Linked DNA regions of Homo sapiens: regions 2 and 3 are each linked to region 1. Evidence: chromatin loops called from intact Hi-C (ENCODE). Cell type or tissue: heart left ventricle. All regions are shown on one strand.

Region 1 (8,000 bases):
GGTCTAGGAAGCCTTCCTGGAGGTGGTGATAGCCTGAGCTCACTCTAGGAGGGTGAGCAGGTGTTACCCGGGGTAGGGGAGAGGGCTCTTGGGCAGAGGAGACACTGTGGCAAAGGCAGGGAGGAGAGAGAGTGTATGATCAGGAACAAAGTCGGTGACTTCCTGGAGGGCAGAGTGCTGGTTGGGGAGTAAGTAGGGGTGTGGCCAATCTCAGGAGCTTGGATTCCATCCTGCAGGCCAGTGAAGGGCCTAAGCTGGAGGGGGTTTGTGGCAAGATGCCTCAGGCCACCAAGATGGACAGAGAAATGAATGGAGGCCCAGAGCAGGGAGCCAGGGACCCTTGCTGGGTGGAGGCAGACCAAGGAGGACTCAGCATGACAGAGTGAAGTGAACAACGAAGAGGAGGGTTGGGGATGGCAGAGCAGGAGGTTGGCAGGGGGCTAGGGTCTTTGGGTGGAGGAGGTGCATGCCTGTAGTGTGGAGGAGGAGGAGGTGGGGGAGGAGGGGGAGGAGTGGGAGAAGTCTGGGGCCTTTTGGTAGAGGTGCATGCCTGGAGTGGGAAGGAGGAAGAGGGGAGAAGGAGGAGGTGGGGGATGAGGAGAGGAGGAGCTGGGGTCTTTGGGTGGAGGAGGCGCAGGTCTGGAGTGGGAAGGAGGGGGAGCTGGGTTGGGGGAGGAGCGTGTTAGGGGTGAGGTACCTGCAGGGCCTCAGGTGCAGGAGGCCAGCAGTGGCTGATGGTGATCAAGCCTGGAGTGAATCCTGGTGGGGGACAGGTGGCAGGACAGCCCTGGTTCCATTGGAGCCTTGGGAAGGGAGCAGATTTTCAGCGTCTGGCAACTGTGGAGTGAGGAGGGGGTTCAAGGACAAGGGGTGGTAGGAGAGGAGCTCTCAGGACTAGCGCAATTGCCAGAGAGGTAGGAGGAAAAGCGGCGAGAGCAGGCTGGCAAGAGGGCTTCAAAAGGAGGACAACCACCTTCCGCTTGAGTCTTGCGGCTTGGATGATGGAGATGAACCCGCCGCTAGAGATGGTCTGAATGGGACACAAAGCAAAACTCACCTTCATAAAAACATTAAAGAACTGGCAAGTGAGTGAGGAATTATGGGGCAGAGATAGGGGCAGGTGGAGACCCATACAGCGGGATACTTCAGAGCAATAAGAAACCATGATGTGGGTGAACCTCACATACATCAAGGTGAGCAAAAGAGCCGTGTGCAAAGCAATGTGTATGTCACGGTGCCCTCTCCATGAAGGTAAAAATAGAAAATTTAGGCCAGAGTGATTCGAGAGGCATGCTCAGGTAGCGACAGTATAAAGAAGCAAAGCAGGTCAGGCACAGTGGCTCACACTTTTTTTTTTTTTTTTTTTTTTTGAGATGGAGTCTCTTTCTATTGCCTAGGCTGGAGTGCAGTGGTGTGATCTTGGCTCACTGTAACCGCCTCCCGGGTTCAGGCAATTCTCCTGCCTCAGCCTCCTGAGTAGCTGGGATTACAGGCGCCTGCCACTATGCCGGGCTAATTTTTTTTGTATTTTTAGTAGAGACGGGGTTTCACCATGTTGGTCAGGCTAGTCTCGAACTCCTGACCTCATGATCCGCCCACCTTGGCCTCCCAAAGTGCTGGGATTACAGGCGTGAACCAACCGGCAGCTTAACCCTTTAATCCCAGCACTTTGGGAGGCTGAGGCAGGCAGGTCACTCCAGGTCAGAAGCTTGAGACCAGCCTGACTAACATGGTGAAACCCCATTTCTACACAAAAGCCCAAAAAATAGCCGGGCGTGGTGGCGGGTGCCTGTAATCCCAGCTACTTGGCAGGCCGAGGCCTGAGAATCACTTGAACCCGGGAGGCGGAGGTTGCAGTGAGCTGAGATTATGCCACTGCACTTCAGCCTGGGTGATAGAGCAAGACTGTGTCCCAAAAATAAAAAAAATAATTAAAAAATAAAAAAATAAAGAAGCAAAGCAAGGACAGAAAGCTGGCAGAGTGATTACATCCAGGAGAGGAGGGGTGTGGCTGGGAGGGGCATGAGGGGCGTGAGGATGCTGGTGATGCTGTTTCCTGACCTGGGTGGTGGTTTCATGGACATTTGCTATATAATAATTTATAATAATTATGTTCTATATGTTCAATGCAATTTTTCTTAAATTGTGAAATGGGTTACATTTCACAATTTAAAAGAATTTTGGAAAAAGGAGAGAAGGCTTAGCAGTTTCCGGATCTGCAGAGGGAGCCTCTTGGTGTGGCCTGGAGGAAGTGACCTTGGCCAGTGCTCTGAATGCTGGGTGCTGTGGGTAAGGTCTGAGGGGACAGTGAGGTTGAGAAGGGTCAAAGGTAGCTAGGAAAACAGGGTCAAGGAGAGGCATAGTGGTGGAGAGAGAGGATTTCCTGGAGACTTAGAAGGTAAGAGGGAGGGATGCATAGGGGAGGTATGGGCTGGAGCAGGGGTAGGAGCGGGGAGGGGCTTCACTCTCCCAGAGAAGGAGGCCTGAGACAGGTTGCTGGGTCTGAGGTAGTGTGGGTGGCAGTCTGGCTAGTGTTGAAGTGGGTGCAGAGGGTGGGTTTGCTGGACCAGGCACACACCCTCTCCTCTGTCCCCTTCCTTGGGCGGCCACCCAATCTCAGGGTTCCCCGGATCCCCAGGATCCATCGCTGGCAGGCCCAGGCCATCTGCATGTGGTTTGCCTTTGCAGTCAGCAGAGGGCAGCCGCCTCCCACAGACACTCAGCTTCAGCCTGTGGTGGGATGAGGCCAACCTGAGTGGCCCACAGCTCATATTGTGGGGAAGGTGTGTGCGGAGCTGTCTCTCTCCCCAGTTCCAGGAGCACATGTCCTTCCTCCAGGTGGTCCAGCCAGCCTTCCAAGACCTCTAGCCCTGGAACCCCCATCTCACAAGTTCTGATATTGGGACCAGAGAGGTGCAGAGATTTGCCTGAAGTCACTCAGTGAATCTTGAACCTGGGGCCTCTATCCTGGGTTAGCTCCAGGGAAGATGTTGGGGCTGAGTGGTGAGGACAGGGGCTTGGGATGAGACCCATCTTGCAGTAACCCCAATTCTTCCCTGCTAGCTGCTAATTCCTTGCTGCCCTGAGACTGTGAGGAAGCCCAAACTAAGTGTATGGGAGAGAGCGAGGCCCACCCAGCCCTGGCTGCTCCCGCCCCTGCCCGTAGGTCGTCCCAGCTGAGGACTTAGACCTGCTGTGCCGTGGCTGAGTTCCTGACCCACAAAGCTATGAGATGTGATAATAAAAGAAAAAATTATCGTTTTAAATGATAACATTTTGGGGTAGTTTGTTATTGCAATAGGTAACTGGAACATCCTCTCTGGCCTCCAGACCCCTCCAATGACTCCCACTGGCCCTCATGGTAAATTTCCAACTTTGAATTTCCACCTCTTTCAGCACAGCTAGACCCCCTTTCAGAATTTAGCCCTGGCCACTCCACCCATGGGCCCAGCCTTCTGGGCCCCTATCTTCAAAGCCTTCCCTACCTCTGCCCAGAAGCTGTTTCTCGCCTACACCAGCCTGGCACTCCTCATCTGCCAAGGGCCACGCACATGCTCCCCCTTCAGCTCCTAAAGACCTTGATGGCAGGGAAGGGCCTCCCTGCCTCCCTGACTTACTCAGGCAAATCCTTTGACCCAGACCCTGCTCCTGCCAGATTTGCCAAACAGAACTCCTGTAGGTGTCCTTTGAATGTCAGAGAGGTCTCTCTTGGCTAATCTAAATTTCCCAATACTTTTAAAGGGAATTAACCACATTTCTTGGCCCGGTGCGGTGGTTCACGCCTGTAATCCCAGCACTTTGGGAGCCGAGGGGGGCGGATCACTCACGGTCAGGAGTTCAAGACCAGCCTAGCCAACACAGTGAAACCCCCTCTCTACTAAAAATACAAAAAGTACACCGGGCACAGTGGCTCATGCCTGTAATCTCAGCACTTTGGGAGGCTAAGGGAGGTGGATCACCTGAGGTCAGCAGTTTGAGACCAGCCTGGCCAACATGGTGAAACCCCATCTCTACTAAAAATACAAAAATTAGCCAGGCATGGTGGTGGATGCCTGTAATCCCAGCTACTTGGGAGGATGAGGTGGGAGAATCGCTTGAACTGGGGGGCAGGCGGGGGTGGGGCGGAGGTTGCACTGAGCTGAGATCGTGCCTCTGAACTCCAGCCTGGGCAACAGAGCAAGACTCCATCTCAAAAATAAATAAATAAATAAAATAAGATAAAATAAAATAAAGCGAATTAACCACATTTCTTTAAAATACAATGGAAAATTCAGCTGGCAAATTGATGCTGGCCTCCTCCAGTTCCAGAGACCAGGGAGCAAAAGCCCAGTTCTGAGGGGCCGTCTCAGGGACAAGTCGGGGAGGATGGAGGTTGTGCCTGAAAATTTGCTGAAAGGGACTAGTGTTTTCCCAGGGGTTGGGGCTCACCATGGCTAAGAAGTCCCCTTACTCCCAGAAACACACGGGCCAATGCCACTGGGACCCTGGCCTCTCAGTTCTTTGCCACTGCCCACCCAGCCAAGCTCCCTTCCCAGCCACTGAAGGACAATAGAACCCACTGGCCATGAGGACAAGCTTCTTTCTTTCCCTCCATTCACTCTGGAACCTCATCACCACCAGAGGGCAGGCGAGGGAGGACTGAGAGCCTCATTGGCTGGGTGGGATATCGAAGCGGCAAGGGCATAGCCCAGTGGGAGAGGCTGCGCTCCTGAGACACAGAGGGCAGGGTTAGGGAGGTGAGGGCAGGGTGGTCTGTGCGATGTGGCATTGCCCTGGGGGTGGGAGCCTGGAGGAGGCAATGGCACTGGTGGGTCCCCTTCTCCACCTGTCACCACCCCAGGGTGGCCCCAGCTTCCCAAACCCCATTTTGGACTCTGGCATATATCTCCCTTCCACCTGCTCCCCAGCAGGGCCTGGCAGCTGCTGTTTGTACCCCTAAGCTCAGCTCTGTTGGGGGTGGGGAGACCCTGCACTCAGAGAGTTCCCGGTGGGAGGCAGGCCTTGTGTGGGACATGGCTCACACCCTAGGAGTGCAAGTCAAGGCCAGGGGTAGGGTTGGGGAGGGGATCCTGCAGGGGAGGGGTGGAGCTGGGCCTTTGAGGTGCAGGTGAGATTTGACTGGATTGGGTGGGACTTCAGAGGTGGGGAACACTGAGGGAAGGTGTGGAGGCCCATGTGGGCTGGGCTCTTTGGAGGCAGCAAAGTACACAGGTCTGTCTGGCTAGAGAGCTGGAGCAGGCCCACCTGTTTGCACCAGCCAGGCCCGGAAGCTCTGCTTCTGAACAGAGCGCAGTGGGGAGTCACAGGAGTTTCTAGAACCAGGGCCCTGCTCACCCCAGGTCTCTGCTCCTGGTTCCCCTCGAATGTCATCTGGGCCTCCCAACCACAACAAATCTGTGCAAATTGCTGTTTAAAACAGACTTCCTGCTCCACAGAAGCTGCCCTCCCAGGGAGGGGAGGCAGTTGCTTCTTTGTTCAGCCCAAGGTTATGGCAAAGAAACAAAAGGAGTGAATTTTCCCTTTCTTCTGTTCTTTCTTTCCCTTCCTGCTGCAGCAGAGATGATGCCTAGAAAGCTTTTGTGCTTGGCTTGGTGAAGCTTGGAGGGGTGGCAGGGCCTTGGCCGGCAGCTGACCTCAGCCCCTGTCTAATTGGCCCCTGCAGGAGCCAGGTGCTAATTGGGCCTGGCTGGGACAATGGAGACCGGCTGGGCTGGGGTGGGGGCGGGGCTTCCTGGAAGATGCTGGCTTCCCATTCCTACTTCCCCTCCTAGGCTTTTCTGAACGCTGCCTGACCCTCAAGGCTCCATTCTGGGCCCTCCTCCTCCAGGAAGACCCCCGGGCTATCCCAAGACAGGCCATCAGTCATGACTCCTTGGGTATTGGGCCAGAGTCCAGCCTCTGCTGACAGCAGATTGGGGCCAGCCCTTGCTCTCAGCCCAGGTGAGTACAGGGCTGGGCATTCAGCAGGTGGTGAGGGGCAGGCCCCAGTCCTGGTCTCACAGGCCCTGTTCACTCTTCCTCAAAGAACCCTTCCCCACTGGTCACCTCCTGCCAGAATCCTCCCTGGTTAGAGCTTTGCTGCCTCAGGAATGCCCCACATTGGGTGGGGGAAGAGCCCTGGCTGGAACCCAGAACCTTGGGTTCTGATCCAGCCTCTGCCCACAGCTGTCGAACGACCCGAAGCGAGGCCCTTGCCCACTCCGTGCCTGCTCATCTGCACCCTGTGGGGAATGACCCTTGTTGGGGTTGTCCTCTGGGATTCTTGCCAAAGGGGAAGAAGAAATGCTTTGGCAACTGGGGCCCAAACCAGAAGGGTTAGCACTTACTGGGGCGGCCCCAGCCCCCAGTCTGAGCTGCTGCTTCCACTGGATGCCCCATCTGCCACACCCACTCCTCCTCACAGCTCGGCACCACACATGCACTACCAGCAAGCCTTCCCAGGCTAGCCCAGGCTCAGCCACTTTCTAGGATCCAAGGCTGGACCTCCAAGACACCAGAGGTAGGGCCCAGACTAGCAGGAGGCAATGATCACTTCAAGGGATTTTCCCAGAAGCCCTTCTGTCCTCCCTCTCTGGATTACTGTGTGGGCTCAGGTGGCCTAGGCTGGAGCCAGGGGCCTTGCAAAAGATTCCTGTGACCACGGGCATCTAAGGGCCAAAGCCCTGGTCCTCTCCACCCTGCCTCCCACTTAAGAGGCTCTGGGAACACCTCTACTGGTTGCTGGGCAACACACCCCAACACACCTGCTGCTAGGCGAGCCAACCCATCTTCCCAGAACCAGTGGGCGAGGGGGCGACTTACAGAGAAGCTGTCAATGAGGCCTGGGGCAGCCTTGGGGGCTGGAGGGGATGGGGGCCCTGGCTCCCCCATCTTTACTGCTAGCAGTCCTGTTCCCCAGGATGGGTCCCCAGGGACTGTTGCTACAACAAGTGCCTGCCTGGTGACCAAGCCCAGCCCTGAGCTGGAAGCAGGCAGGCCCATGGGGCCACTTCCCCTTTGTTCCAGGGTGGGGGGTGTCTGGGTGGGGTGGCTGAAATCATGCAAGGTTCACTCCTTGGCCACAGAATTGTATGGAGACAGCAGGGCCGGGGAGGGCTGTGGGGCCCTTCAGGGCTCCGGCCTTCTGACTCCCCTGGCCCAGGCTCAGAGTCCCTCCTCCCTCACCTGCCCTTGGCTACACCTTGGTTCCTGCCTCCCCCTCAACTCCCTCCGCTCTTCTCCACTTTCTCTGCCTCCTGGTTACCCCCATACCCTGTCTCCCCTTTCTCTCCCACTGAGCCTCACCCTCTGTCCCTGAGTCTCCTCCTCCCCCTCCCCCTTAGTCTCTCTGCTCCCTGATTCCCCCTTGTCCCCTCAGGAGTCCTCCCCACCCCGCAGCAGCACAAGCTGGGCTCACTCTCCTCCCTGCAGCTGCAGTGTGGCTTAGGGCCCCACGCCTGGTCCCTGGGGACTTCCTCTGGCTGCTTTCCTGATGCTCTGGACAAATTCCTTTCTCTTTAGTTCAGCGGAGACATGGGTGGATGTTTTTGAAAGAAACTCACTGGGAAGCAAAAAAAAAAAAAAAAAAAAAAACAAACCCAAACAAGCCAGCCCGCCACCTAGAAACGGCCCTGGTCATGAAGGCAGAATGTCTGATATAACTGGCTTCAGCCTGGGTTGCGGAGACCCCCTCCTGGGGCATGGAGGGGCCTGCCTGCCTTTCCCCAGCTGAACTGGGTTCAGCCTGTCTGTCCCAGACAAGCTTGGTCCCAAAGGCTTTCATGATAGGGCCCTCCACCTGGACCTAGCAAGATGCTGACCAGCACTGGGACTTCATAAATATTTGTTTACTTGTTTAATGAATGAATAGATGACTTACAGTGTTCTTTGGGGCCTCAATGGTGGCACAATAATAATCCCTGACTGGACAAGCCAAGACAGTCACCTCTACCCGTTTCAAAATCTCCACCCCTGCTGCTGGGTGCCCAGCTCAGCACTCTGCACAGGGTTGGGGGGCCTCT
Region 2 (8,000 bases), 340 kb after region 1:
TTGACTGCCCCACAGACACCTCAAGCTTACAGTAGTAAAAAAAAAAAAAAAAGTTGCCATCCCTCCCTTCCCACCCCCGTGTGTCCTCTCTAGTGAATGCCACACTCATCCATTCAGGAGCCTGACTCCTCCCCACTCCCGCCCCCTCTCATATCATTGCACACATCGAGGCAGCCCCGAGCCTGGTGCTTGCACTTCTCTAGTGCCCTGTTGTGGCTCAGTACAGTTGATAGAGGCATGCCTCCCTCAGTGGATCTTGGCTTCACAGCTCCCCTCCACCCTCGCCAGAGCTGCATCATTCCTTGGCTGTATTTTGAAACAATGTCTTCCTTGGTCTCCATCCCTCCCCTCAGCCCCCTATAATCCAGCATCCACAGCAGCCAGGAGGATCTTGCCTTAAAGCAAGTCTGCTGTATCACCTCCCTGCTCAAACTCCTCCCTGGGGCTCTTTGTTGCCTCAGAATAAATCAAAGTAAGCAGAAACACCCCACCTCTGACCCCTCAGCTGTCTCCAGTCCTCAGCCGACATGTGAGGGTCCAGCTAAATGGAACTCTGGTTCCTCGCAGCTCCACGAACATGCCAGGTTTTCTTGTCTGGGGTTTTGCACATGCTGTTCCTGTTGCTGGAAGGGTCCTCCTCCACCTGAGGACTCCCTCCTGCTGGCACCACCCTCCTCTGCTGGGGGCTCACCACAGGCCTTGCTTCTGTCTTGGCACTTACCACAGCTGAAAGGTCATTGCCCTCTGCCTGTGTTCCCAGGCTAGGAGTGTCTCAAGGGCGGTGTGGTGCCTCCATGTCCATGCACGGCCACACAGTCTGCCCAAAGAAGGTGCTCAGGAAAGGTTTGTTGAATTAATTACATTTCTCCTCACACTGTCCTCCAGCTGGAGATCAACGATGTGACCAGGGCCTGGGGGCTGGAGGTAGACCGCGTGGAGCTGGCAGTGGAGGCCGTGCTCCAGCCGCCCCAGGACAGCCCAGCTGGGCCCAACCTGGACAGCACCCTCCAGCAGCTGGCCCTGCACTTCCTGGGAGGAAGCATGAACTCAATGGCAGGAGGTGCCCCGTCCCCGGGGCCAGGTGAGGAGCCCTGGGGAGGAGAGCGGGGGTGTTTACCAGCTTGGTGCCAGCACAGACTTTGCTCACTATCCCAGCAGCTCTGTGCAGTACACACCCTGCACAGATGTTCAGCCCACACTGACCACAGCCAAGGCAGTGAGAGGAGGCCAGGTGTCTGAGTGTGTAGAGGCCATTGGCAGCCTCCATGGGAGGAGGCGACATCACCAGAAGGGCAGCTGGAAAGAATTTTATATCTGAGGCTGGAGTAGTTTAGAAACTGAGTTTGCAGTTTAGGCTGAAAACTCAGGGGCACCTTTCTGGTAGAGGAGGAAGTTGAACAGAGGCCTGAAGGGGATCTAAGAGGAAACTGCCACAAAAGGTGCAGAGGCCACAGTGAGTGGTCCTGACCTTGGCAACACGATGACCTCCTCTCTGCCTCCTTCCCCAACCCTGTTGGCCACCCCCAGCAGACACCGTGGAGATGGTGAGTGAAGTTGAGCCACCTGCCCCTCAAGTTGGTGCCAGGTCCAGTCCGAAGCAGCCTCTGGCGGAGGGGCTACTGACTGCTCTACAGCCCTTCCTGTCTGAGGCCCTGGTCAGCCAAGTCGGGGCCTGCTACCAGTTCAATGTCGTCCTGCCCAGCGGCACCCAAAGCGCCTACTTCCTGGACCTCACTACAGGTGCCGCTGCCCTCCTTGCCTCTCCTTCCCATCCAGCTTGCTAGGTTTCTTGTTACCTACCCCAGTGGTGCTCTCGTAGACTGCCCCCTGCTCCTGCCAATAATTTGGGGTGAACCCATGGCAGGCAGGGGCTCAGACACCATTTCCAGGCATTAACTATGCCCTGGTCTCCCCGCCATCCGCAGGACAATGCAGCCAGGCTTCCAATACCAAGAGGCCTGCCCGTGTTACAGGCCTGCTGCCTGTCAGGCTCTGTGCCAAGTACTTTTTGTACATTATCTCACCCACTTCTCACCATGAGCCTATGCTTTAGGAATTGTCATCTCTAAAGGAATTATCATCACAGATTTGGAAACTGAGGATCCAAGAGTTCACACAGCCAATAAGACTCAAACCCAGGGTATTAGAACCCAAACTCTTAACCAGTACTCTCCTCCCAATGGGAAATACCAGCCCCTCCCACCCCCATAGATCTCCTTCACGTTCCTCCATTCCCCTACTGACACTCGGTTTTCTTTTGCCCCACAGGACGAGGAAGAGTGGGACACGGGGTGCCTGATGGCATCCCTGATGTGGTGGTGGAGATGGCCGAGGCAGACCTGCGGGCCCTGCTATGCAGAGAGCTGCGGCCCCTGGGGGCCTACATGAGTGGACGGCTGAAGGTGAAGGGCGACCTGGCTATGGCCATGAAGCTGGAGGCTGTCCTCAGGGCCTTGAAGTAGCAGCCTTGGCTGACTTTCCAGAGCCCAGTCCCAAGCCTGGCACCAAGCCTGAGGGGCCTCTTGGAGGAGGAGGTGTTCATCTGCACCACAGAGAGTTGAGGCCCTAACAAATTTCAGGCCCAGCCAAGAGCCCATGAATGGAGGCTGCAGGAGGCTGAGTCCGGCTGCCATGCACGTCTCCCCTACAGTGGTTCTCTGGACAAGGCTTTGTCCATCCCGGTCCCCAGCTGAGTGCCCAGCGCTGAGCTGGGTGCACGGTGTGATTCCAGGAGGAGAGCCAGGCCTGCCCTGCCCTGCTGGCTTCCTGACTGGAGAGACAGGACCCACAGAAACAGCCTGACAGCAGCTGGTTTGGTCCTTGTGTGAGGGACCAAGCATGTGGCCCAGGCTCTAAGCTCTGCGGGGATTGGAGAGGGATGGGGAGGGAAGGGAAGGCAGCTCCAAGAAGAGGTCCCTGTGGCGAAGTTACCTGGGGATCCTGGCTGGCCCACCTTCCTGGCTGCAGTCCAGGCCCGTGCTGGCGGGATTGGGCATGGGAAGGAGCAGGGCCTGCTGCTTCCCTGGCGCTGCTCCCAAAGATTTCTGACTCATCTGCCAGCTCTGTCCTGCATGCCTGGCGAGCTGGGGCCCAGGGCAGCATGAAGGAGAGCCCTGCGTTCTGTGCTTCTTACCAGAGGTTTGCAAGCCTCAGACAAATAAATGTGGTGTTTACAATGTATAAAAGAGAAGAAGCCAAGCGGGGCTCCTGGGGGCATGGGGTGGGCTAGGAGGGTCCACAAGGTCCATGCTGCCAGCCCAGGCAGGGATTGACATCCTGGTGGCTGACACAGACAGACCCTCACAATATTTGAAGCTCCTTCTCCTGAGTGTCTCAAAGCCCCTGGAAGCAAGGGTGGGGCTGGGTGGGGAGTTCTGTTCCTCTTTGTAGTGGGATACAGGTTCACCAGGAAAGGAAGGCATGAGTGTGCCAGAGTGTCCTGCAAACACTGAGGGGCAGGTGGGGTGGTCATATCCCATTCAAGAGAGGAGTTGGGGCCACCGTCAGCTTCCCCTCCTGGTACACTCTGTCACTGCTTCTCCGCTCGCTGACGGGAAGGAAACAGTCATTGAGGTCTGGCCCCAGGCCCAGCCCAGCCCTGCTTTCTGCTCCAGTACTCTCGCCCAAACCCCAGGGGCCCCAGAGAAGGGGGCCTCTGACTTCTTGAGTCCTAAGAAAGGAATCTTACTCCTTGGAGAGACTTCTGGGAAAAACAAAACCACAAAAATCAAAGCCTCCCCTTAAGAACAGCCCCCAGCCTGTCCTGTGGCACCGCAACTTCCCTCTCCCCCAAGGGGTCTCTGCCCTTCCTGGGTGCCTGGCTCTGTCTTGTTTGCTGTCTGTCCCTGCCTTTGCCAGACACTGCCTTGTCCCGCCTCCTGGAGGTCCTCCACATTGCCTGAGGCACCTCCCTAAAGCCCAGCACAGACCCCTCTGTCACTGCCATGGCCATTGAGGTTCAGGTTTCCAGGGCCCCTTCCTAGAGTCCCAGGCTGCTGCACCTGCTGTTGCCCCTTTGCCTACTTGGAGGCCTCTCATGGGCCCTCCCAGGGCTTTCTAGCTGAGGCTGTCTGTTCCAAAGCCTGCCCTCCAATCCCCGCAGCCACACTGTGGCCACCCTTTGAGGCCCAGTGAGACTTGTCCTCTGTGCCCTTGCCTGGCTCTCTGCACCCATTCCACATTGTGTGTTTCTGCTCCTTGCATATATGGCTGCCCTCCCTGCTGGACTGGGAGCTTCCTGCATCAGCATTCACCTGTGGATTCCTTCCATTGCTATTACACAGTATATGAAGGGCTGCCCAGGAAACCCCAGGCATCTTCACCATGAAAGCTGGCACGGCCCCTTGGCTGGGGTAGGGCTGGAGGGTAGGGAAGACAGGAAAAATGAGATCACAACTTAGGGGAAACCCAAACTCTTCTTTGTGAGCATGGGAAGATCAACATAACGTTTAGGGGAAACCGAAACTTTTCTGGATGTCTGTGTAGGTGGAGAGTAAGGCCTGCCCCTGCCATGAATCCCCACCCTGTGGAGGGGAGCTCGATCCTTGGCCAGCACTCCAGGACTACAGAGGACTGAGCAGACCCTGCAGTCCACAGGGGAGGAAGGACAAGGGCCACCTAAAGGGTCGGTGTGAAGAGGGAGGAGGAGGGTGTGTGTCAATCAGAGAAGGCTTTCCTGAGGAGGTGATGTCCTCCACATCCCAGCTACCAAGTAGGTGGACAATAAGAAGAGATGGGGAAAATCATTCAGCAGAGGAGAAGTCCCTGCAAGGGCACAGCTGGAAGAGGCAGTCAGGCAACTGGGCTTCGGGGAACTAGAACCTGAAGTACCAGACAGGTTGTGTGCGGGCATTTGAGGGGCAGGGTATAGAAATAGTAACCATTACTGTGTGCCAAATATGTCCTTATACCGGACTAGACACTTCTTATTATATTTTTCTTCAAGATAACCTGGTGAATAATGATAATAGTTTAAGTATCCTAGTTAATATATTAATATATAATGTGTTATTTTGATGTTATTGAAAAGTATTTTATTTTTTTTTGAAACAAGAGTCTTACTCTGTTGCCCATGTTAGAGTACAGTACAATCTCAGCTCACTGCAACCTCTACCTCCCGGATTCAAGTGATTCTCCTGCCTCAGACACCTGAGTAGCCAGGATTATAGGCGCATACCACCACACCTGGTTAATTTTTGTATTTTTAGTAGAGATGGGATTTCACCATGTTGACCAGGCTGGTCTCGAACTCCTGACCTCAAGTGATCTGCCTGCCTAGGCCTCCCAAAGTGCTGGGATTATAGGTGTGAGCCACCGCACCTGGCCTTATTTTTAAGCATTTAAAAAAAATTTTTTAGACCGTCTTGCTCTATCACCCAGGCTGGAGTGCAGTGGCATGATCATAGCTCACTGTAGCCTTGAACTCTGGGGCTCAAACGATCCTCTTGCCTCAGCTTCCTGAGTAGCTGGGACCACAGGTTGTGCCACCACAACCGGCTAATTTTTAAAATCTCTTTTGTAGAGATAAGGATGTCTCCCCATGTTGCTCAGGCTGGTCTTGAACTCCTGGGCTCGCAGGATCCTCCCACCACAGCCTCCCAAAGTGCTGGGATTACAGGTGTGAGCCACTGTACCCAGCCAATATTTAAATTTTGGTTGGCTAAACATTTAAAAAGATAGGAAAGCATATTATGAAAATTCTCCCTCCACACATATTTCCCATGCCTTCCCCCATCCCCTGCGATTAGTTTCTTGGTAATTCTTCCTGAAGGTTTTGTTTTTTAAAAAAAAATATATGCAAGAAAATCCAAATATGTATCTTCTGGGTTTTTGTTGTTCCTGTTTTTATACAAATGGCAACATAGAAACACAATGTTGCCTTTTTCACTTAACATTACCCACTGAGGATCTTTCCATGTTACCACAGACAGCCTTTCCCTGTGCTTTCTTGTACTTACATAGGATTCCACAGTATGGATGTATCATAAATTATTCAACCTGTCGTGGACCGATAGACATTTTGATTATTTCTTGTGTTTTGCTATTTTAAATACTTTTGCAATGAATAACCTTTAACATGTGCTATTTGTGGTAGAGTTTATCTATAAGATAAAATCCTAGAAGTGGAATTGCTAAATCAAAGCATTTATAATTTAGTAAATATTGCCAGAATACCTTCTCTGGGGATTATACCAATTTACACTCCCATTGTCAGTGGTGTTTTTTTCTCATAGTCATGTCAATACACTGTGTTATTAAACTTTTGGGTCTTTTGACATTCTGGAAAGTGAAAATTTGTATCTCAGTGTAATTTTTTTGTTTATTGTTCAAGTTATTTTTTTGTTTTTTGTTTGTTTGTTTTGAGACAGGGTCTCACTCTGTCTCCCAGGCTGGAGTGCAGTGCAGTGATTGTGGCTCACTGCAGCCTCAACCTCCCAGGCTTAAAGGATCACCATGCCTGGCTTTTTTTTTTTTTTTTTTTTTGTAGAGACAGGGCCTTCTCAAGCTGGTCTCTAACTCCTGGCCTCAAGTGATCCTCCCACCTGGCCCTGGCCCGCTAACTGCTAGGATTACAGGCATGAGCCATCTAGCCCAGCCTGTTTATTGTCCAATTGTTTATTGCTTTGTAAGTCTTGGATTTCTAGCTCCAGCAAAGAACAGGGTTTGGTTTGGTTTGGTTTCTCTTCCCCTAGCATTTACATATTTTTTAAAGGTGTAATTTACATACAACAAACACCCTTTTAAAATGTATTATTTGGCTGGCTTGCGCCTCTAATCCCAGCACTTTGGGAGGCCGAGGCAGGTGGATCACCTGAGGTCAGGAGTTTGAGACCAGCCTGACCGATATGGTGAAACCCCATCTCTACTAAAAATACAAAATTTAGCCAGGCATGGTGGTACACGGCTGTAGTCCCAGCTACTCGGGAGGCTGAGACAGGAGAATTGCTTGAACCCAGGAGGTGGAAGTTGCAGTGAGTTGAGATCATGCCACTGCACTTTAGCCTGGGCAACAGAGTGAGACTCCATCTCAAAATTAAATAAATAAAGATAAAATAAAAAGTGTCATCTGAGGTGCTTTGACAAATGTGAACACCTGAGTAACCACCACCCCCTACAATCAAATACAAAACATTCCCATCCACTCACAAAGTTCTCCACGTCACTTCCCGTCAGTGCTTGCCACCTCCAGCTTTGAGCAGCCACTGACCTTTCCATAACCGCTGATCACATTTCACTTTTCTAGCATTTCATATGAATGAAATGAGTGCACAGTACTCTTCTGTGTCTAGCTTTTTCCCCCTCACTGTAATGGTTTTGAGAGTAATACATGTTATTCTGTGTATCTGTAGTTTGTTGTATTGCCAACACATTCCATTGTCTAGATAGAGGCACAATGTATTCATTCATCCATTGATGAACATTTGAGTAGTTTTCAGGTTTGGTTATTAAATAAAGCTCCTCCAGACATCTGTGTACAAGTCTTTGTTTGGACATATATTTTCATCTGGGTAAATACCTAGAATTGCTGGATTGAAAAACTGTCAAACATTTCCAAAGTGGTCCTGTCAACATGCGGTATAGTCAGTCTTTTAAACTTTAGCCACTCTAACAGGTGTGACTGACAATGTTGAGCCACTTTTAATTTGCTTATTGGGCACGTGTCTTCTTTTGTGAACTATCTGTTCAATATTTTGCTTATTTAAGAAATGGGCTATTAATATTGTTGAGCTTTAAAAGTTCTTAGTATAGCTGGATGCAGTGACACATGCCTATATTCCCAGGTACTTGGGAGGCTAAGGGAGGATCAGTTGAGCCCAGAAGTTCGAGGCCAGCCTGGACAACACAGCAAGACCTGATCTCTTAAAAGAAGAAGAAAGAAAGAAAAAAGAGAGAGAGAGACTCTCCATACGTTGCCTAGGCTGAGTGCAGAGGCACAATCCTGGCTCACTGCAGCCTCAACCTCCTGGGCTCAAGCAATCCTCCCCACTCAGCCTCCCAAG
Region 3 (8,000 bases), 140 kb after region 1:
TTATCCCCATTTTACAGAGGAAGAAACTGAGGCTCAATGAAGTAAAGTGATTTGTTCAAGGCAGCATAGCTAGGCAGTGGCAGAGCAGAGATCTAAAACCAGGCCTGCCCAATCCCAAAGCCCTTGGTTCTGGGGGCAGCGGGGATGGCCAGTTTTCATGGAACCTGTTTTCTGTCCCCCTGCCACTCCCGCCCCTGGCAGGGCTCCTGGTGCAGCAGATCATCTTCTTCCTGGGAACCACGGCCCTGGCCTTCCTGGTGCTCATGCCTGTGCTCCATGGCAGGAACCTCCTGCTCTTCCGTTCCCTGGAGTCCTCGTGGTGAGTGAAACAAGACATGGAGGGCTCAGGGACTCCTTAGAGGTCCGCTAACAGCGACCACCTCCCCACCCCACTGGCAGGCCCTTCTGGCTGACTTTGGCCCTGGCTGTGATCCTGCAGAACATGGCAGCCCATTGGGTCTTCCTGGAGACTCATGATGGACACCCACAGCTGACCAACCGGTGAGGTGGCATCTGGGCTTGTGGCTCCCTCAGGCCCTCGCCTCTTCTTCGGTGTCTCTCTCTTTTTGTGTCCTCCCTCCACTGCCATCTATCCCTTCTCTCTATCAAGGAACCCAGATGATAGTAGAAAGAGCTTGCCTTACCCATAGAGAAAAGGGACAATGGCTCAGCCCACTCCAAAGTACCTCTCTACATACCCGGCATGGGGCTGGAAGTACCCCCGTGAACCTTTCTTGCTTTGGGAATCGGTACTGCTCTCCCCTGGATCCTCTGTTTCCTTAAAACCATGCCCCTCCCCACTTTGTAGCAAGGGAGTTCCCTGTCAGATGACAAGTCTGTGGGAGAACCTTGGCTCCCAGGGGAACTTGGAATTAGCAGACAGGGGACCCAGAAAAGGGAGGTGGGAGGCATCAGGGTCATAGAAAGACTCAGATGGACCTAGAGTTAAAGCCCAGCTCTGCCACTGAATAGCTGACAGCCTTGGCTAAGTCTCCCAATCTCTCTGGGCCTCAGTTTCCCATCTCCCAGCATGGTGGGTTGAAAGAGAGAAGGCCTTGCCCAGGGTGGGGTGCACAGAAGACATAGCAATAAATGGTAGGCACTCAGTAAATACACAGCAGTTCTGGGCATCCAGGTCTGACACTGACCCTGGGGAGGGAGCTCTGGGGAACGGCCTGCCTCAGCTTTCTTCTCCCATCCTAGGCGAGTGCTCTATGCAGCCACCTTTCTTCTCTTCCCCCTCAATGTGCTGGTGGGTGCCATGGTGGCCACCTGGCGAGTGCTCCTCTCTGCCCTCTACAACGCCATCCACCTTGGCCAGATGGACCTCAGCCTGCTGCCACCGAGAGCCGCCACTCTCGACCCCGGTAAGGTCACTGGGCGGGGCTGGAGGATTGCTCAGGCTACCCAAGCAGTGAGGAAGGCATCTGCCCTGCCCCAGGGCCGTGCCAGCTGATCAGTTCACACCGATGCCTGTAGCTGCATGTGCCACCTGTGTGCCCCTGCGCTGTGCCTCCTGTGGCCCTGCAGCACGTGCAGTGGATGTGGGGTGTTCTAGCAGGTCCACACGTGCCCATGCAGCCAATGTGCCACGTGCTTGGTGTGTCGACATGCTTGGATGCAGGGAGTGCACGTGCACTCCCTGTGTGTGTGTTAGGGGATGTCTGGATGCCTCCAGTGTGGCCCCTGCTCCCCCAGCATTGCCATCCGCCACCCCACCCCAGGCTACTACACGTACCGAAACTTCTTGAAGATTGAAGTCAGCCAGTCGCATCCAGCCATGACAGCCTTCTGCTCCCTGCTCCTGCAAGCGCAGAGCCTCCTACCCAGGACCATGGCAGCCCCCCAGGACAGCCTCAGACCAGGGGAGGAAGACGAAGGTGCGCCCTCCCACTGGGAATGGGGGAATAGAGCCTACCCAGCTTCTTCTAGGAAGGATGTGTGCCCCTCCCCAGCACACAGAGTGAGCGCCAGGAAAATTCTCACTTCCTCTCTTCCTTGGCTGCCTTTGGTCACCCCTCCTGGTCTGATCTCAGGGTGATTTTTTCCATGATATGAACACACACATACACACACCATATGTGTGCACACAGAGAGAATGAAACAGCTGCCTTCCTAAGGGGCTCCGTCACTGCCCCCGCTTCTCCCTTGGGGCAGGGAGTATGACTCCTCCTTTCCTTCTGCCCAGAAGTGTGTGTAGGGAGGGGACACTAAGCCAGCTCCAGACCCTTGTCCCACCCAGCTTCCAGTCCATCCACAGACCTCACCCCCCACTTCCATGTGCTGCCTGCAGGGGACATCCTAAGCCTCACGACCTGCACACGCCTGGGATTTTCAGGCTCTCTGATCAGGTCTGAGGGCCAGGGAGGGTTGGCTGGGTGTTTGCTGAGTGACTCACAGAAAGTCCGTCTCTCTCAGGGATGCAGCTGCTACAGACAAAGGACTCCATGGCCAAGGGAGCTAGGCCCGGGGCCAGCCGCGGCAGGGCTCGCTGGGGTCTGGCCTACACGCTGCTGCACAACCCAACCCTGCAGGTCTTCCGCAAGACGGCCCTGTTGGGTGCCAATGGTGCCCAGCCCTGAGGGCAGGGAAGGTCAACCCACCTGCCCATCTGTGCTGAGGCATGTTCCTGCCTACCATCCTCCTCCCTCCCCGGCTCTCCTCCCAGCATCACACCAGCCATGCAGCCAGCAGGTCCTCCGGATCACTGTGGTTGGGTGGAGGTCTGTCTGCACTGGGAGCCTCAGGAGGGCTCTGCTCCACCCACTTGGCTATGGGAGAGCCAGCAGGGGTTCTGGAGAAAGAAACTGGTGGGTTAGGGCCTTGGTCCAGGAGCCAGTTGAGCCAGGGCAGCCACATCCAGGCGTCTCCCTACCCTGGCTCTGCCATCAGCCTTGAAGGGCCTCGATGAAGCCTTCTCTGGAACCACTCCAGCCCAGCTCCACCTCAGCCTTGGCCTTCACGCTGTGGAAGCAGCCAAGGCACTTCCTCACCCCCTCAGCGCCACGGACCTCTCTGGGGAGTGGCCGGAAAGCTCCCGGGCCTCTGGCCTGCAGGGCAGCCCAAGTCATGACTCAGACCAGGTCCCACACTGAGCTGCCCACACTCGAGAGCCAGATATTTTTGTAGTTTTTATGCCTTTGGCTATTATGAAAGAGGTTAGTGTGTTCCCTGCAATAAACTTGTTCCTGAGAAACTGTCCTCATAGCGGGAGGGGTATGCAGGGAAAACCCCGCCTACACTGTCAGGAACACTGTGCATTGATGGGGATGGGGCTTGGGGTGTTCTGGTCACATGCTGGGCCAGACACTGGGTGGAAGGCAGAACCCATAGCTGCATCCTTTTGGGTGGCAAAGAGACTGGGGACCCTATGATGCCACCCCTGAGCCATGTGAATGCTGGCTTTGGAAGTGGGACTTATTCTGGGTCTTGAAGAAGGGGCAGGATCTGGGGAGGAGAAGCGACTTCAGGAATGCTGGGGAAGCAGTGTGACTCCAGGTGTGGAGGTAGGAAGGGGCGTGTCACATGGGGGGACATAGCGTAGGCTGTCCTGATGGGAGGAGAATGAGAATACGGAGGGGAAAGGAGGGTGGAGACAGACTGGGGTCTTTTCCCTACTGGGGGCTTGGTGGAGGTGGAGGGCGGGGTATATGAATAAAGAACATGCCCTGGGTCCACTGAGGGGCTGGGGGCTACAGAGGGTAGGAAGATGTGGCCACCCTACAGATCTAGGTCAGCAGGGCCTTGAGAAATGCCTGCACAGTTAGTGGAGATCAACAGTCCCCTGCCCCAAGCTCAGGTTCCTGCTACAGCCTCAAATACCTGTAAAGCCAGGGGTGGGGTCAGGGACCTGAAACCCACTTTCAAGGCTGCCCCGAGGAGGCCAAAGAGGGCACACTGTGATCCCACTGCAGCCCGTTGAAAAAGGCTTCCTGACCTTGTTTCAGCAACTAACAGGGTCTCAGGGGAGGAGAATCCAGGTTCCCAGAGAAAGGGGGCCTGTTCACATTGGGGATGGGGGAACATCCAGGAAGGCTTTCTGGAGGTGGTGATGCCAGAGCCCACTCTCAAAGACTGACTTAGCCAAATGAAGAACAGGGAAAGGGTGCCTGGGCGGAGGGAACAGTATAAGCAAAGGTGCAGAGGATGGCACACCATGGAACATTAAGGGAACAATTAAATAGCTGTTCCAAGAAGAGGAAGGAAGGGTGCGCTTGTTGGAGGAGCAGGTCAGAGAGGCTCTAAGTGGGGAATTCAGGCTTTACCTGGAGGGCAGTGGGGACCACGGAAGACCTTAAAGCAGGGGAGCAGCTAGTCCACTCAAGGCACAGCCATTCCCTGTGTTAGGTCTTAGGTCCATGTCCTACTCCAAGAAGCCAAGCCACTCAGCTAGGAATGGAGCCAGGGATGTCCAAGTCAGGCTGGGAATATCAAGCCTTAGGCAATCAGAGTCTATTGGACCATGAAGTAGCACCTAGTCCTACCATGTCATTTGGTTTTTGAGGCAACTGAAGCCCAGACGTGGGCAATGACTTACCCAAGGTGGCCTAGCGCATGGAATTTGGCTCCATCCTGCTGTTTTCCACCAGACGTGAGTCATTTTTTTCAACTTTTATTTTAGATTAGGAGTCATTCTTGATACATGCTGCTGGTGACATCAGCTCAGCAGGAGCTGCAAGTTGATGAGGGGAGAGTGGGCAGGGGGAGGTGCTGTATGTGGACCTGGAGGGAGGGAATGGGGCTGGCCAGCAGCCAAGGCTCACAGCTGCTACCCCAGACTCCTTAGCATCCTGCCTCCACTTTGCTGAGCTCAGCAGTTCTGGGAGCTCTGGAGAAAGGCCACAGAGCCTCTCCCCCAGGCCATTGTCTCTGCATGCAGCATCCTCGATCTTGAAAGGGATGGGATAGAGGCAGTAGGAAGACATATATCCTACCTGGCACAGATAGGAGGTTGTGCAGAGTCTCCAGGTTAGGACCTCATCCTTATGCTCCTCATCTGGAGAGGCTGAAGGTTGCTGTACACACACACACACACATGCACTGGAGAGGCTGAAGGTTGCTGTACACACACACACACGCACCGCTCAGGTTGCTGTACACACACACACACACACACACACACACACACACACACGGCCCAGGCCAGTTACTGATCCACTTGCTCTGTGGGGAAAGATTCCTACAGGGAATCTGCAGTCCTCATTTGGACTTTCCTCTTGGAATACCATTTCTTCTTTGGGAGAAAGATAAGTACGATTTGTTTCCCCCCTGGTTTCTCCCTCAAATATGTAAATATGTTCTCTTATTCCCAGTCTCTCTGGGGCTTTCTCCTCCTCTGTCCTGTGTCCCCTTCTCCTCATCTGTCTCCTCCATCTTGCCCCACCTGTCCCCTCTTTCCTCTTCATTCCTAACATCTCTTCCAGGAGCAGGACAGGGAAGAGGAGCTACCACCCAGGCACTTCCATTTCCTTGCGCCTTTCCAAAATGCCTCTCTTGAAGCCACTGCTGACATCAGGCGCTGCTCAGGGTCGCCAGCCACCCCAGGCTCCTGCCCCCAGCTGTCCTGTGGGATGGTTTGGAGGAAGGGAACATCTGCAGCTCAGCTCACCGCAAGGCCCAGCCCCTGACACAGCATCGGGCCAGCACTCCTGTGCCTCCACAGTCTGTTGGAGTCTCAGAGGCCCCTGCCACTGTGGGCAGGCAGGCTGGCTGCCCTGACTCTTCAGCTCCTGATCCTATCTCCCAGCAGAGGCTCCTAGATCCAGACAAAATTCCAGGCAGACACGGAGGGGCATCAGAAATGCTGTTTATTTCTCTGCTGCTCCCAAGCTGGCTGGCCTTTGCAGAGGAGCAGACAACAGATGCATAGTTGGGGAGAAAGGGAGGACAGGTTCCAGGATAGAGGTTGCAGGCTGAGGGAGGAAGGGTAAGAGGAAGGAAGGCCATCCTGGATCCCCACATTTCAGTCTCAGATGAGGACAAAGGGACTCCCAAGCCCCCAAATCATCAGAAAACAGCAAGGAGCAGGAGGAGCTTGAGCAGGCCCCAGGGAGCCTCAGAGCCATACCAGCCACTGTCTACTTCCCATCCTCCTCTCCCATTCCCTGTCTGCTTCAGACCACCTCCCAGCTAAGCCCCAGCTCCATTCCCCCAATCCTGGCCCTTGCCAGCTTGACAGTCACAGTGCCTGGAATTCCACCACTGAGGCTTCTCCCAGTTGGATTAGGACGTCGCCCCGTTAGCATGCTGCCCCTGAGAGGAGAGCACAGGCAATGCTGTTAGCAGCAATGAGCACCGCAGACAGTGAGTTAGGGGATCAAATTCTATCCTAGTCACTAGTTTGGAGCAGGTCTAGAAGTTGGGGATAGCAGGTGCTCTAGAAGAGATTAGAAGGAGAGGTAGGAAAATGTGAAGTCACCCATGCAGGCCTCAGGAGTTGCCAACCCCAGACCCCTGCAGCACTTAAAGGGGCATTGGTAGGGGCAAGGGGAGGAGTTAGGGAAGCCCTGGGTGGGGCTAGAAGGAGGTGAGGAAGAAGAAGAGGAGGAGGCTTTGGCCCAGCAGGAGCAGGCCTGGGGGCAGCTGCCCAGGGACCCCTTCTGCGACTGCAGCCTCAGGGTTCCCAGCACGGCTGAGGTAGATGATGACCACATTGTCCTCCGGCCCTGATGGCTGCACCTCGTTGTCAACCGTATAGCAGCCCTTTCCCTCAACCGCTTTGCCATGGAACCTGCGCCCCAGTGTGTCCTCACCACCCTCACCGGGCGTGGCCAGTGCCACGTCCACTGAGCTCTCAGCACTGCCCAGCTCATTGGTGGCCAGGCAGCTGTAGGTGCCTTCCTCCAGCTTGCCAAAGTCGGGGATAAGCAGGCTGCCATTGGCAAAGGCCTGGAAGCGCGGCTGGGAGCTGGCCACAGGGGTGCCAGGCAGGGCACGCCCATCAGTGCCCACGTTGGGGCTGGTGATCTCCACAATGCCACTGGGTATCTGGATGTGCCAGTGAAGCTGAGGGGCCGGCTGCCCGTCCACATCACAGTGCAGTGCCAGCACAAAACCAGGCCGCAGCTCGGCACCATCCTGGCTGGGTTGGTAGCTGAGCTGCACTGAGGGCGCCGAGCATGGCAGTGGCGGCAGGCGGCTCAGCGGCGTACCCTTGAGCACATGGGGTGAGGTGCAGGCGATGTTGTCCTGCTCCGGGATGGACACGGCCGTGGTCAGGGCCCATGTCTTGAGCCACACGATGCCGCAGGTGCAGTCGAAGGGGTTCTCGTTGATCTGCAGGTGGGACAGCGCGGTGAGCGGGGTGAAGGTGCCCTCGGCCAATGTGTGCAAGCGGTTGTGGTTGAGTTGCAGCGAGCGCAGAGCACGGAGGCTGCGGAAGGCGTCGCGGGGGATGAAGGTCAGCTCGTTGCTGTCCATCTTGAGCAATTGGAGGGCACTGAGGTTGTGCAGGTCGCTCCAGGCAAAGTCAGAGATGAGATTGTGGCTGAGGTCCAGGCTCTTGAGATGGCTCAGAGAGGCCAGGGCTCCGGCGGCCACCGTGCGGATCTCATTGTGTGCCAGCCACAGCGACTGCAGCAGGGGCACCTCCCTGAAGGCACCCTCCGGCAAGCCTGGCAGCCGGTTGGCTGACAGGCTCAGTGTAGTCACATTGGCCGGGAAGCCAGGCGGCACGGATTCTAGGTCGCGGTAGGCACAGTCGGCGATCTGGAAGCCATACTTTTCCCCACAGTCGCAGGGCTCAGGGCAGGCCTGAGCCAGGCCCAGGAGAAGCGCCCACCAGAGCAGATGCAGCTCCTGCATGGTGCCTCCTGCAGAGAAAGGCATGTCACCCAGGGGATCCCGAGAACCTGCCAAAGGGACTCATTCCTCCCACAAGCCCAGCCAGAGCTCTTTCCCATCAGGAGGCCCTGTCCCACATAACCCAGCTAAATCCCAACACCACCTAGCCCACCGCCCCCATCCTACGGAAGGAGAAACTGAGGCCAAGAGAAGGGCGG

What was found. Hi-C counts contacts between places; a loop is a spot of excess contacts. Peaks named below come from ENCODE experiments on the same cell type or tissue, not always from the same donor. Only the 100,000 strongest peaks of a DNase experiment are listed, where the experiment ranks them.
Region 2: a loop joins it to region 1, with 4 times the contacts of the local background. A loop is called at or near these places in 72 of 110 quality-filtered maps.
Region 3: it touches region 1 in a loop (5-fold over the local background); 6 of 110 quality-filtered maps call a loop at or near these places.

What each region holds. Positions count from the first base shown.
Region 1 is chr15:74,317,460-74,325,459 of GRCh38, reverse strand. All of the region lies in intron 11 of CCDC33 (coiled-coil domain containing 33), which reads right to left. CCDC33-AS1 (CCDC33 antisense RNA 1) reads left to right here and starts at 5,768. Exons shown (of 2, transcript XR_007064711.1): 1 at 5,768-5,940. RefSeq lists a silencer at 2,603-2,722 and an enhancer at 5,424-6,334. In heart left ventricle, CTCF peaks have their summits at 2,497, 2,697 (motif pointing right) and 4,616 (motif pointing right); DNase peaks (open chromatin) are centred at 2,689, 4,631, 6,940 and 7,439; H3K27ac peaks cover 3,012 bases.
Region 2 is chr15:73,978,399-73,986,398 of GRCh38, reverse strand. It overlaps STOML1 (stomatin like 1), which reads left to right. Exons shown (of 7, transcript NM_004809.5): 5 at 886-1,081; 6 at 1,528-1,740; 7 at 2,269-7,473. The coding sequence ends at 2,462. Among named protein-coding and RNA genes, the nearest start is that of STOML1, 9.9 kb to the left of the region's middle. RefSeq lists an enhancer at 4,378-4,567. In heart left ventricle, no CTCF peak of the experiment used is centred here; DNase peaks (open chromatin) are centred at 2,498, 2,978, 3,598, 4,038 and 2 weaker places; H3K4me3 peaks cover 620 bases; H3K27ac peaks cover 4,785 bases.
Region 3 is chr15:74,174,662-74,182,661 of GRCh38, reverse strand. ISLR (immunoglobulin superfamily containing leucine rich repeat) reads right to left here. Exons shown (of 2, transcript NM_005545.4): 2 at 5,791-7,811. The coding sequence starts at 7,803. The coding sequence ends at 6,517. STRA6 (signaling receptor and transporter of retinol STRA6) reads left to right here. Exons shown (of 19, transcript NM_022369.4): 15 at 202-319; 16 at 400-501; 17 at 1,204-1,367; 18 at 1,725-1,880; 19 at 2,419-3,196. The coding sequence ends at 2,582. Among named protein-coding and RNA genes, the nearest start is that of ISLR, 5.0 kb to the right of the region's middle. RefSeq lists enhancers at 990-1,526, 3,541-3,710, 5,618-6,134, 7,242-8,000. In heart left ventricle, no CTCF peak of the experiment used is centred here; DNase peaks (open chromatin) are centred at 2,178, 2,491, 3,001, 6,891 and 1 weaker place; H3K4me3 peaks cover 2,407 bases; H3K27ac peaks cover 3,042 bases.